Linked DNA regions of Homo sapiens: all the other regions are linked to region 3. Evidence: chromatin contacts called from ENCODE Hi-C or POLR2A ChIA-PET data. All regions are on one chromosome and are shown on one strand. Each heading gives the region's core, a stretch centred on a gene start or an enhancer-like site at or near the end of the contact. The rest is flanking DNA. Distances are from core to core; before and after follow the strand shown. Region 1 overlaps LOC100129316 (a long non-coding RNA gene). Region 2 overlaps LINC02937 (long intergenic non-protein coding RNA 2937). Region 3 overlaps AUH (AU RNA binding methylglutaconyl-CoA hydratase).

The links. Hi-C counts contacts between places; a loop is a spot of excess contacts on that map. ChIA-PET counts read pairs that join two places held with the same protein, here RNA polymerase II (POLR2A). Pooled maps may share reads with other maps.
Region 1: a loop to region 3 is called in a pooled map, with 4 times the contacts of the local background. The contact joins two enhancer-like sites. A Hi-C loop is called at or near these places in 4 of 168 maps with a recorded cell type or tissue (K562, MCF 10A, mammary epithelial cell and 1 more), 5 of 37 single-sample maps with no recorded cell type and 9 of 50 pooled maps. POLR2A ChIA-PET finds 5 or more read pairs at or near these places in 3 of 52 experiments (activated CD4-positive, alpha-beta memory T cell, activated naive CD4-positive, alpha-beta T cell and common myeloid progenitor, CD34-positive).
Region 2: a loop to region 3 is called in a pooled map, with 8 times the contacts of the local background. The contact joins two enhancer-like sites. A Hi-C loop is called at or near these places in 2 of 168 maps with a recorded cell type or tissue (naive thymus-derived CD4-positive, alpha-beta T cell and natural killer cell) and 7 of 50 pooled maps. POLR2A ChIA-PET finds 5 or more read pairs at or near these places in 4 of 52 experiments (AG04450, activated CD4-positive, alpha-beta memory T cell and activated naive CD4-positive, alpha-beta T cell).

Annotation. Positions count from the first base shown.
Region 1 is chr9:91,069,169-91,073,066 of GRCh38, forward strand. It overlaps LOC100129316 (a long non-coding RNA gene), which reads right to left. Exons shown (of 4, transcript NR_033912.1): 2 at 289-459. Among named protein-coding and RNA genes, the nearest start is that of LINC00484, 48 kb to the right of the region's middle. RefSeq lists an enhancer at 1,729-2,634. Within about 2 kb of position 2,578, at least 6 of the 41 ENCODE cell types and tissues checked have a DNase peak (open chromatin) inside an H3K27ac peak, as active enhancers do.
Region 2 is chr9:91,097,301-91,101,791 of GRCh38, forward strand. LINC02937 (long intergenic non-protein coding RNA 2937) reads right to left here. Exons shown (of 6, transcript NR_184105.1): 4 at 4,369-4,491; 5 at 1,122-1,248. Among named protein-coding and RNA genes, the nearest start is that of LINC00484, 20 kb to the right of the region's middle. Within about 2 kb of position 2,936, at least 21 of the 41 ENCODE cell types and tissues checked have a DNase peak (open chromatin) inside an H3K27ac peak, as active enhancers do.
Region 3 is chr9:91,245,659-91,249,922 of GRCh38, forward strand. The region is part of intron 6 of AUH (AU RNA binding methylglutaconyl-CoA hydratase); the gene reads right to left. Among named protein-coding and RNA genes, the nearest start is that of LINC02937, 85 kb to the left of the region's middle. Within about 2 kb of position 1,260, at least 3 of the 41 ENCODE cell types and tissues checked have a DNase peak (open chromatin) inside an H3K27ac peak, as active enhancers do.

The sequences.
Region 1 (3,898 bases), core at 1,328-3,827, 180 kb before region 3:
GATGCAAATGTTAATCTCATCCAAAATAATGTTTGACCACATATCTGGGCACCCCATTGCCAAGTCAAGTTGACACATAAAATTAACCATCACCTCTTGTAATTTAATAGAATTCATTTCCTTGATAATCCTGTGCTCTGGTTTTCTATTGCTGAGTGACACCAGCACCCCCTCCAAAAACAAACAAACAAACAAAAAGAAAACAAAATAAAAACAAATTTAATGGCCTAGAGCAACCACTTTCTTTTGCTGACAGTTTTGTGGATCAGGAGATTGAGGGAGACTCACCTGGGAAGCTTGATTCTGACTACACAGCATCCCCTGCATATTCCTCTCCACTCAGTCTGCTGCCTCCTTGGTGCTCCTTGGTCTTCCTCTGAACATGGTACCTCATTACACGGGCCTTGGCCTTCCCACAGTGTGGTGGTCTTAGGCGGTCATGCTTCTTACACAAGCCTGCTTCTCACAAAGAGGGAAGAGGTGCTGGGACGGTCAAGAGCTACATTCAGAGCTGCTACACCATCACTCCCTCCATATTCTATTGGTCCAGGGATTCTCAGGGCTTCCTGAATTCCAGGAGGTAGAGAAATGGACTTGGTGGGGGAGTGACAAGTTCAGATGAGAGAAAAGCATGTGGCCTGGGGGACACCATCACACTACCTTTAGAAAGTACAATACACCCATCCCATGTGTTTTATTGTATTAGTCTGTTCTCACGCTGCTATAAAGAAATACCTGAGATTGTAATTTACAAAGAAAAGAGGCTTAATAGGCTTACAGTTCTTTAGGCTGTACAGGCTTCTGCTTCTGGGGAGGCCTCAGGAAACTTATAACCATGGCAGAAGGCAAAGAAGAAGCAGGCATGTCACATGGCCAGAGCAGGAGGAAAAGAGAGAGAGAAGGAGATGCTATGCGCTTTTAAACAACCAGATCTCATGAGAACTCACTCACGATCATGAGAACAGCAAGAGGGAAATCCACCTCAATGATCCAATCACCTTCCACCAAGCCCCTCCTCCAACACTGGGGATGAAAATTCCACATGAGATTTGAGGGGTGGGTGGGGGCACACATCCAAACTATATCATTTATTTTATTTATTTCATATATTAGAAACATCATTCTGATCAGGCATCCATAAGGTTCACCACGCTGCCAGAGGGGTGCACGGCACAGGCAGTGAGAACCCAGCATCAAGTAATGGCTTTATTCCTCTGGAGGGTTGGAGAGAACCAGCTCAACTGTTTATTGCATGGAACTCAACAGTATTTGAACTGTAGCCTGGCAGATCTATCAACATGCTTACTGTCCTAAATTCATCACAAGGACTTCAAACACATTCTATCTATATTTATTTATTTATTTATTTATTTTTGAGACAGAGTCTCACTCTGTCGCCAGGCTGGAGTGCAGTGGCACCGTCTCAGCTCACTGCAACCTCCGCCTCCCAGGTTCAAGAAGTTCTCCTGTCTCAGCCCCCGGAGTAGCTGGGACTACAGGCACAGGCCATCATGCCCAGCTAATTATTATTATTATTTTTTTTTTTTTTTTAGTAGAGACGGAGTTTCACCATGTTGCCCAGGCTGGTCTCGAACTCCTGAGCTCAGGCAATCTGCCCACCTTGGCCTCCCAAAGTGCTAGGATTACAGGTGTGAGCCACCGCACCCGGCCTGCATTCTCTTTAAAAATCTCAGTAAAGGCTGGGTGCGGTGGCTCACGCCTATAATCCCGGCACTTTGAGAGGCCAAGGAGGGAGGATCATTTGATGTCAGGAGTTCAAGACCAACCTGGTCAATATGGCAAAACCCTTTTTCTACTAAAAATACAAAAATTAGCCGGGCATGGTGGTGGGTGCCTCTAATCCCAGCTACACGGGAGGCTGAGGCAGGGGAATGGCTAGAACCTGGGAGGCGGAGGTTGCAGTGAGCTGAGATTGTGCCAGTGCACTCCAGCCTGGGTAACAGAGCTAGGCATTATCTCAAGAAAAAAAAAAATCTCAGTCAAGGGTAAGCTGCAAATAGGGGCGGCCTACACCTCTGCGGTCACATTTCACCCTGACCTCTCCCATTTCCGAGTTGCCAACATGCTCTCTGCACTGCCACACCCATCTTGTGGTCAGGCCTGAGGCCCTCTTATGGGAATGAGGGTGACAAACTCTCCCTGACAGAGAGGCAGGGACCCCAACAGGGGCACCACCCCATGGCTTGCTCACAGAGTTATAAATTGTAAGTCACGGCCAGCACTGGGAAGCTGCCTCCCCTCTGGCCCTGGCCGGCACCCTTGAGCACACCGGAAGCTGCTGGCATCTGAGCTGTCCCTTGCTGCGGATGCGTCTGCAGACACATGACACTTGGCTCAGAGTTCCCTGGGCCTCTGCAGACAAGAGCGGCCTGAGATTACCATGAGATAGGAGGACACCTGCTCTACTCGCACTTCCAGGGAACGCAGCACGGCAAGCTCCTGTCATTTTCCAGACTTTGAGAAAAGGATGTTCACTTGCTTCCCAGCTTCTTGCTTCATCAGACAATTGACTCAGAAAGAAAAATGCTCATTGGATTTCTCACCTCCTCTGTCAGTGCTGCGTAAACAGATCAGAAAAGGCAGAGGGATGTGGGGTCCGGCCTCCTTGATGAGAGAGTGAGTCACCAGCTTGTGGGGGGTGATCGATAGTGCAGAAATTAGTCATGAAATCTGAATGAAAACAAAAGAGCTGATCCCATCCTGTGGCTCGTGGTACCACAGAGACAGTCAATGAAAACAGCCTTGAACACAGGCAGATGCAGAGATCAACTCCACAGAGCTCAGAGAGCGGCTCACCTCCCTATCCCAAGTTCAAAATCCCAGCATCCTTATCGAGGAAAAGTCCCTCGCAGCAGGGAGGAGAGAAGAGAAGCAGAGGGAGGGAGGGAGAGAGTGAGGGAGGAGAGGGGCCTGACACTCAGGCTGAGTCTGGGACACCTTGCAGCAGCGTGGCCAGCCTTCCCTTCCACTGGACCTCGGTGGCCAAGGGCTACTCCCAGTCCCTTCCACATGCCCCTGGCCGAGCACTCAGGTCACTTTTAGTTTGCCTGCAGAAAAAGGCAGTCAGAGGACAAACGGCCTTTGACCCCCCCACTCTCCTGGTGCTGGAAAGGAGGCAGCGCCCAGCAAATGGGACTCTCCCTGGAGCCATAAGGACTAGGAGGGCTGGCATTTGGCTGAGTAGCCAGGGTATTTTTATCCACTCTGTACAATCTGATTTTTTTAGTTGGCATACTTTCAGACAGAATTTTCCTATTAAAATGTGCTAAAATTATGCCTGAAGAGAAAGCCCATTGTATACAGATAACTCCCCACAAAAGGCCCTCTGATTGCACAGGCCCCACGTGACTCCAAAAAGCACTGGGGTCGGCCGGGCGTGGTGGCTCACGCCTGTAATCCCAGCACTTTGGGAGGCCAAGCAGGGTGGATCACCTGAGGTCGGGAGTTCAAGACCAGCCTGACCAACAGGGAGAAACCCCGTCTCTACTAAAAATACAAAATTAGCTGGGCATGGTGGCGCATGCCTGTAATCCCAGCTGCTTGGGAGGCTGAGGCAAGAGAATCACTTGAACTTGGGAGGCAGAGGTTGCAGTGAGCCGAGATTGCCTGATTGTACTCCGGCCTGGGCAACAAGAGCGAAACCCCGTCTCAAAAAAAAAAAAAAAATCAGAGGTCTAGCCCAGCAGGACATGTATGGCCAGCTCTCCCTGCAGGGTGAGAGGGACTTTGGAGAAAGGAGGACCAGAAGGAGAGCAGCCCTTCCCATCTTCTCTTCCCCTGGGCCAGGAGAGTGCTTTGGGATGAGGGACGTCCCACACCACAGACTGCAACCCAGCGCTTTGAAAGAAGTTTAAAGAAAATGTTAGGGTTTGGACAA
Region 2 (4,491 bases), core at 1,686-4,185, 150 kb before region 3:
CAGACTGAAACCTCTGATTCGTACCAGGGCCACGATTCAGCCTGGATTTCAACACATCTGGGGCCATCAGGCACCAGAGCACAATGCCACCCTCATAGCCAACAGCAACTACTGACCAGGGCTTTAACACAGAGCCTGCCATTGGCTGCTTTCACTGAGGTGTAGCAGGTCATTTTTGGAGGAGTCAAAAAACATTTGTTGGAGATTGCTAGTCAATTAGAGACCGTATAGCCTAGTGGTCCCAAAGCACAAATTCTGGACTTTGCCTAAGTTTGAATCCTGACTCTTCTAGTTCCTAGCTGTGTGACCTAGGGTACATTACCTGACCTCACTGGGCCTCCAATTACTCTTCTATAAAGTAGAAACAATAATACAGTTGGCCCTCCATATCTACAGGTTCCGCATCCATGAATTCAACCAACCTCAGATAGAAGATATTTGGGGGAAAAAAATAAATGATTGAGTCTGCACTGAACATGTACAGACTTTTTTTTTTGCCACTGTATGTAATGTATGTAAACAATACAGTACAACACACATTGCATTTACACTGTATTAGATGTCATAAGTAATCTAGAGATGATTTAACATATACAGGAGGCTATGCATAGGTCATATGCAAATATCACACCACTTTATATGAGATTTGAGCGTCCGTGGATTTTGGTATCTGCAGTGGGTACCAGAACCAGTCTCCCATGGATACTGAGAGATGACTGTACTTACCTTCTAAGGGAATTGGATTAAATGAGATTATCTATAGACAGCACTTAGAGAGCACCTGAGGGTACAGTAAGCATTCTATAAGTGTTTCTTTGAATTATTATGGTGCTTGCATCATTATTTCATACTCACTGTAGGGAGTTTCTCATCTGCCTCTCAAACTGTGTTCCACCTTATCTGTTCTGGTGGGTAGAAGGCAAAGCACCTGGCCCCGTTACAGTTATAGCTGAACCATGACCAATGAGTCTGAGCATTGGATGGCATGAACATCGGAGATCCTCTCCTGTGAATCTCAAGTGACCCTCCTTGCCCCTCCCCAACTCTCCCACTGCGGGATTTTCCCAGGACAGAATCTCAGAATGAGCTGGCTCTACAGGCACTCACAGATGCACCCTTACCTTGACCTGCAGGCCTGAAGCCGACCCAGCCCACAGGCAGCATTCCGAGCTGACACATCAAGAAGCTCCAGATGCCTCCCCGACCTTCACAAATGTGAAACAAGATGAAGGTGTTGACAGGGCTGGTCTGTAGAAATAGTATTTTGTTATTACTGAAATGTTAGAGTGTAAAATAGAATGTTCTGTTCCTCTCTAGCCACAATGTCCCATTGATTAGGGGTCCCCAGTCCCTGGACCATGAACCACTATCGGCCCATGGTTTGTTGGGGGCTGGGCCACACAGCAAGAGGTGAGTGGCGGGTGAGTGAGCATTACCGCATGAGCTCTGCCTCCTGTCAGATCAGTGGTGGCATTAGATTTTCATAGGAGCACAAACCCTACTGTGAACTGAGCATGAGCGGGATCTAGGTTGTGCACTCCTTATGAGAATCATCTAACTAATGCCTGATGATCTGAGGTGGAACAGTTTCATCCCAAAACCATTTCCCCTACCCCCATCCATGGAAAAACTGTTTTCCACAAAACCGGTCCCAGGCGCCAAAAAGGTTGGGGACCGCTGCTGTGGCACTGCCATTTCTCAAGCTACCTAGAAGCTAGTTTGAACAGTGTGTGTATTTAAAGTAAATTTCATTTGGGACATTTTATTACAGAAGCTTATTATCTCTTTTTAAAGGAATCTTTCTTCTCAGGATCTTAAGGCATCTTATATCCATTGAAAAGGCCTCCTGTACCATGACAGCTTCTTCAAAGGACACCCTAGATAATAGCACAGGAATCCCAGGGAGATGAAATACCCTGAGATCCACAGACTTCCCTGAGATGGGGAGTCCTGTTTCCTCCTCTACCAAGCTGCTAACCAGTGGCCAAGTCAGATTAAGCTGTATTTCCTCCCAACCCCCCCACCCCCAATCTGCAGTGGAGGAGGTTTTAAGCAGGCAGTGGTTAAATCCTGGAAGGAGAAATTAGAGGAAATGAAAAGACTCTCCCAACTTGGATGAGAAAGTGGTGGAGTGACAGGGTGGGCAAGACCCCAGCAAGCTGTCCGGGGCCAGGCCCATCCAGGAGTCCGGTGTGTTTCAGTGTCTGCCCAGGCCTCCTGTCTAGGAAGCTTTCCTGCCAGGTTCAGAAAATGAAGAACATAAACCACAGGACCCTATTTTATGGGTAGAAATAATGTCAATGAGGGCAAATGGAGAAGAGTGAGGCAACAGCCACATCCGTCCAGGAAGGATGCCTGGGACACAGGTGGTTCTGCCAAAGAGCCAGAAGGATGGAAGGAAATCTCAAAATTCAGATGAGAAGCCAGACAGTAGGAAAGCCAAAAAAGCACAATCTAATAATTTAGAAAATGAAAGAGGAGGAGGGCTGTTAAAGATATTCTCTGCTCCTTCGTAACATCTCAGCTCCTCTCTTCCTATGTAGAAATAAACGCTCACTGCAAAAGGCAATGATTTGCTTAGAAAAAATTCATTTAAAATGTCTTGCAATTATTGACACTGTCATCAGATCTTGGCAGTAGCAGCTTATTATTACCTCCTATGTATGTTTGCCGGGAGAAGAGTCTCATTGTTTAGGAGGGAGAAATAAAGCAAAAGTCCAAGGGTATTGTGCTTGAAATACATGCCTAGAGATATGGAGTTGATTGCCCCAGAAAAAAAAGGAAGCCTATGTGTATATTATTATTCACCTCGGTAGCCCGAATCCTCTATTTCTCTCTCTCTCTCTCTCTCTCTCTCTCTCTCTCTCTCTCTCATACAGTTGAGCTCAGCTGGGCAGCCATCCAAGTGATTCATATTAAATTCTAGCTATATTCAGCACAAAAGTCATCTAGCATCAGAGGATCAAAGTTACATCAACTAACAAGCACTGGGGGATTGATAAGCTGCTAAAATTAGGTCATTGCATAGCAGCAGCCTTTGATGGATGAAGTGAAATTTAGCCGCGGGTTTGCTATTTAAAGATCTGTTACAGCACCCTTTCCTGTAGCCACAATGAACACACAACAAAGTATCATGTGTCTGATTAAATGTTTAATCATCGCTGTTGAGCTTGCCGACTGTGGCAAAGATTCAGTTTCCTTAAGAGTGCATTCAGCTCTTGGGCCAAGCCAGTACCTGCATTTTAATTCCCACATCCAGAGCCTTACAACAGGGCCCATTTCTCCCTCCTCAGGATGAATTCTGTAAAGTTAGTTTAATCGTTTTTAAAAGCATTTGGTCACACAGTTCCACCTCTAAGTCCCTGTCAGTTCAGTGTTTCAAAACTCTTCGTCAGCGTCACACACACACACACACACACACACACACACACACACACACGGCTCCAGACTGCCCAGTGGATGCAGCAACTGGTCTGGTGAGCGCATTTCTGTTTCTTGCTCATTCCCTCAATTTCAGAATCACACACCTGTCCAAAATGGCTCACGTCTCTCTCTTCTTTGGGACTGTTTTTGTTTCCAGATGGGTTAAGGTGGGGATTTGACTTCATTTGGTTTAGGTTTTGGCTGTGGCTGAGGCCCCAGGCATGTGGCAGTCACCAGTTCTGATTTCATAACTCCCATGGCCAGGCCAGGAGCCACACAGGAAGCCGGAAGGGGCCTCGGGTCAGTGTGTCCTGTCCCAGCAGCACGGGGTGGGGGACTGTGTGCCCCCAGGTGTCCTATCCACCCCTCAGCTCCAAAGGGCATGTGGACATGCGTCAGGTCCCCTGAGGCCATCTACAAACACCAGATGGACTGTTGAGCTTCCCAGGCTCAGAACCTAAGAACCCGCAACTGGAAGGAAAAGGCAGCAGAAGATGAGAAAAACGGTCAGGGAGGAAAGAAAACACTTTAACCCAAACAAAGTTTAAAATAAAATAAAGAGTGGTGAACACTCAGCTGGGAGAGGAGAGGAGGCCTCTGTGGGCAAAGGGAAATGCTGCTGAGAGGCAGCTAAGCCTGAGTCTGGAAGACTGGAGGGAGGCAGCTCCAGGGTGAGCACCTGGAGTGCACAAGGCTCTGGAAGGGGAGGGCAAGGGGTATCACCCTCCCCAGAGCCCCAGGGAAGCCTGATTCATCAGTACACCCAGGAAGGGGCTGGCTGCAGCGATAGCCCCCTGCCCAGTTGTCCCAGATGAACCCTGGGCTTGGAAACAGTCCAGGGACACTGGCAGACTGAGAGCCACCGGAGAGGGTCACCCCGTCCCCCTCCTGCCTGTAGGGGCACACAGGTTTCCCACTAACCCTCAGTCCCAGTTGACCAATTACCAGATAAGAAGATTGGATCCTCCTATCCTTACAGACACAAGGACACAGGTGGGAATGGCTTTTCATATGCAAATTCCATGCCATTTGCTTCCTATTCCAGCCAAACAGTTGTGCAGAAGATAA
Region 3 (4,264 bases), core at 10-2,509:
AACGGGTGCCAAGTGACTTATGGGCATTATCTCATTCAATCCTTCCACCTACCCCAGGATGTAGGGACTATCATCTTCCTCCACACAGATGAGAAAACGGAGGCCTAAGGTAGGGCCTGGAGCCAGGATGCAAGCCTGGGGAGCCTGCTCTGGCCCTCTCCTCCCCTGTGTTCTAGAGGGAGTGCACCTTTGACCCCTGCGCTGTCCCTAAAAACACTCATGGACTGTGCCCATCCTTCTTGTCTAAAGCTGGCAAGATGTGACGGGGATGGGGACAGGAGCAGGGCCCATAAACACCAGAGACCTACTGTCCTAAAATGCCAGACCCCTGTCCTGAGCTGGGAAACCATATTAAGCAAAGGGTGTGTCTCACAGGAAACAGATATGAGCAGATTCGGTGGAGGCAGCCTGGGAAAAGATATTTACAAAGCTGAATCATGGCCTCCCGCCCTGCTGGGTGATTCCTGCCTCCTCTCCTCCCATTCTCTCAGACAAAGAGGAAAAGCAAAAGAAACACCACAACAATTCTGAGCCCTCAACCAGAATCAACCCAAAGCTCACTCGCTGTGTAAAAGAAGAAGAATACTGACAGAGGTTCATGCTAAAAAAACAAACAAACAAAAAACCACGTGGAAGATTAACAAAAGACATGGCATAGTTACTGGACAAGACAGGCCAGCCTCCCCACTCCTCAAAGCAAACCAAACCAAACAAGCCCCCTACTGAGGACAGCAAAGGCACACACATGGCATCCTAAAGACACCGTCTTTTATTTAAGAAAGCCTAACTAATAACTGAAGAAAAGTTCCCAGAAGTGCTTACTATGAAATAATTTAGAGATGACATAAAATCAATATATGAGACTCAAAGAGGCGATGGCAAATGAACACGCTGAAATGAAAAACAAGATTGCAGAGCAACTGAAACACTGAGGACCAAAATAACATAAATACAGAACTAATAAATGAATTAGAAATAGCATGCTAGAAGGAATAAGGCTAAAGTCAGAAATCACGCCAAAGGCAAAACACTTGTTTAAAGGTGGTATATGCACACAATGAAGTTAGAAGCTAAGCAAATAAACGTTAAGAGAATAGGCATAAAGGATAAATGACTATTTAACAAGGAAAACTGCTGTTTCTAAAGCACAAAATCCAAGAGTTAGGAATAGAAGACAAGTCTATGGCTGAAAAGCCACATGATGAGGATGGCAAAACAGCAGGCTGGAAAGTCTGGTAGTCCCCATCATGCCTAAGCAGCGGAGCCATGCCAGCAGCGGAGCCATGCCAGCAATGCCTTCCCAGACTTCTTATAAAAAGATACCCAAGGCCTTGTTAAGCCACAGTCAGCTGAGTCTTCTGTTACCTGCCTCCTTTCCCCGACAATCCTTCAGCCTACTCACACTCAATTCCCTTCCATACAGCCTCCTCCCACTGCTGCAACAGCTCAGCCACATTCTTTGCAGTGAAGCCTTCTTTCCTCTCTCACTGCACATGGCTGGCAAACTCTCCTCCGTACACTGCATCACCCTTTTAACCTTTTCTGAGTCTACATCCGGACAGAGAAACACTGCTGCAGAGACCCATCAACTTCAACCGATAGTGCTACTCTGCAAGAGGGTAAGGGGGGCAGCTAACTCTCACTCCCCATAAAGGTGGTTGCCACAGCACCATTCCCCTTCCCTGCCTCGCCCCTCAGTCAGTCACACTCTTATGCAGATCATCTCTCCTGTCTCTCCCACTCCCACTGGTCCATTTTTCTCACTCTCACAGCTGCACGCCTACAGTACCTCAATTCCCAGCCTCTCCATCTCCTTGGATCACATCTTGTCCTGCCCCCTCCCTCCTCCCTGACACATGGGGCTCTGGCACAAGGAATCTATTCTCCAATTTAAAACAAATCCCATTGTGTCCTCCAGGGCCAAAATCCTTCAGCCACCAAACTGTTAGTATTCTCTCTGAATTAGTGACCAATAATGCTAGCATTGGTGAAAGTTCCCAGTGTTCTACATCCTTGCCAACATTTACTAGTCTTTAATTTTAGTCATTCTATAGGTGTTCAGTATTGTCTCATCGTGGTTTTAATTTGTATTTCCCTAAAGACTACTGATGTAGAGCATCTTTTTATGTGCATATTTGCCATACTTACATTTTCTTTAGTGAAGTGTCTGCTTAAATATCTTGACCATGTTTTAACTAAGTTGCTTTGTTTTCTTACTATTGAGTTTAGAGAATTCTCTACAAATTTTGGATACAAGTCCTTTATCAAAAATATGATTTACACATATCTTCTTCTATTCTGGAGCTCGTACTTCCATTCTCTTAACAGTGTCCTGACAAAAGACATTCTTAACTTCAGTAAGTCCAGTATTTCTATTTTTTTCTCATGTGGATCATGTTCTTGGTGTCTCATCTAAGAAACCTTAGATTTCTAACCCAAAATGAGAAAGATATTTTTCCCTGAACTTTGTTCTAAGCACTTCTGTTTTTAGGTTTTACATTTTAAGTCTGTGATCCATTTTTATCAATTTTTACATATTGTGAGAACTATGGATTGAAGTTCATTCTTTTGCATACGGACAACCAATAGTTGAAAAGCCTGTTCTTTCCTTGATTAACTGCCTTTGCATGAGGCTTTATTTTTCAATGTTCAACTCTGTATTATGTGTTATTTTTGTCTCTAAGGAGTCTACCAAAAACATCTCAAGATAAAGGACATAACTTTTTCCTAAAAATGCCTACAACTATTAGAAATATAAGGAAGAAAAATATGGGCATAAGTTCCTAACAATATTGGATTTTAGACAAAGAAAGCACAACCTAAAAGGAGTGATACAAAGGAAGCCTGTGGGAAGCGGGAGTGCCCCCAGGGGTAGTGGGAATATGGTCTAGATTACATATATGAGCTCTGGGGTGGGACACGGAAATTTAAATAACTAGTACGTAAATCTTAAGCTTATAATACCAGTTTTTGTCCTCACTGTTTCATATCAAAATGCACTTATATATGTACAGTAAGTCCTCACATAACATTGTTGGTTCCTGGAAACTGGGACTTCAAGCGAAACAACATGTAACAAAACCATTTCCCCTCACAACAACATTATAAAGGAACAAGGATGAACAAAAGGATGTGATTTCAGGAGCCGCTGTACATCATTTTGTTTAAAGTTGCAGTTTCCAAGAACCAATGATGATGTTAAGCGAGGACTTACTGTTATTATTAGCAGGCTAGCACAATGGCATTTTTGGCTCACGGTCAACACTGTGATACTGTGACTAGGCTTCTATGTTTGCAGTGGATACCTCCATGTAAATTATGAAAAACAGAAATGAGTAAAGAATACAACATTTCTGGGCCAGGCACGGTGGCTTACACCTGTAATGCCAGCACTCTGGGAGGCCAAGGTGGGCAGATCACTTGAGCCCAGGAGTTCGAGACAAGCCTAGGAAACATGGCACAACCCTGTCTCCACAAAAAATACAAAAATTAGCCAGGCCTGGTGATGCACACTTGTAGTCCCAGCTACTTGGGGGGCTAAGGTGGGGGGATCACCTGAGCCTGGGAGATTGAGGCTGCAGTGAGCCATGATTGCACCACTGCACTCTTGCCTGGGCGACAGAGAACCTGTCTCAAAAAAAAAAAAAAAAAAAAAAAAAAAAAAAGAACACAATATTTCTGAACACTGACCTGGAGTTCTGTAAGAGGGGGTTTGGGGAACACTGGACCCACATGGCTCTGTGACATACCAAAGAAACAATATCTCACACATCATCTTATAAAGCCCTCTTTTCCTGTAACCTCACCCTTGTGGCTATTCTTTGAGCTAATTACACAAAAGTTGTTTGTTCGGTAGTTTTTTTTTGGTAACACCGACATAAGATCAGCAATATAAGAGATACTTTCAAAGCATACTTAATACTCAAATATCTTCTGTACCTTTGCTCATGACTATGAATACAGCAGGTAAAAGTACACTTAAAGACCATGTTCAAAAAGGTATTCATCAACTACTGTTTGTGTTCATTTTAAACAAAAAGGCTTTGCAATTGTTTTTAAATCAGGGGTTCTGGCCGGGTGCAGTGGCTCACACCTATAATCCCAGTACTTGCAGAAGCTGAGGCAGGCAGATCACAAGGTCAAGAGATCAAGACCATCCTTGCCAACATGGTGAAACCCCATCTCTACTACAAATACAAAAAAATTAGCTGGGCACGGTGGTGCGTGCCTGTAGTCCCAGCTATTCAGGAGGCTGAGGCAGGAG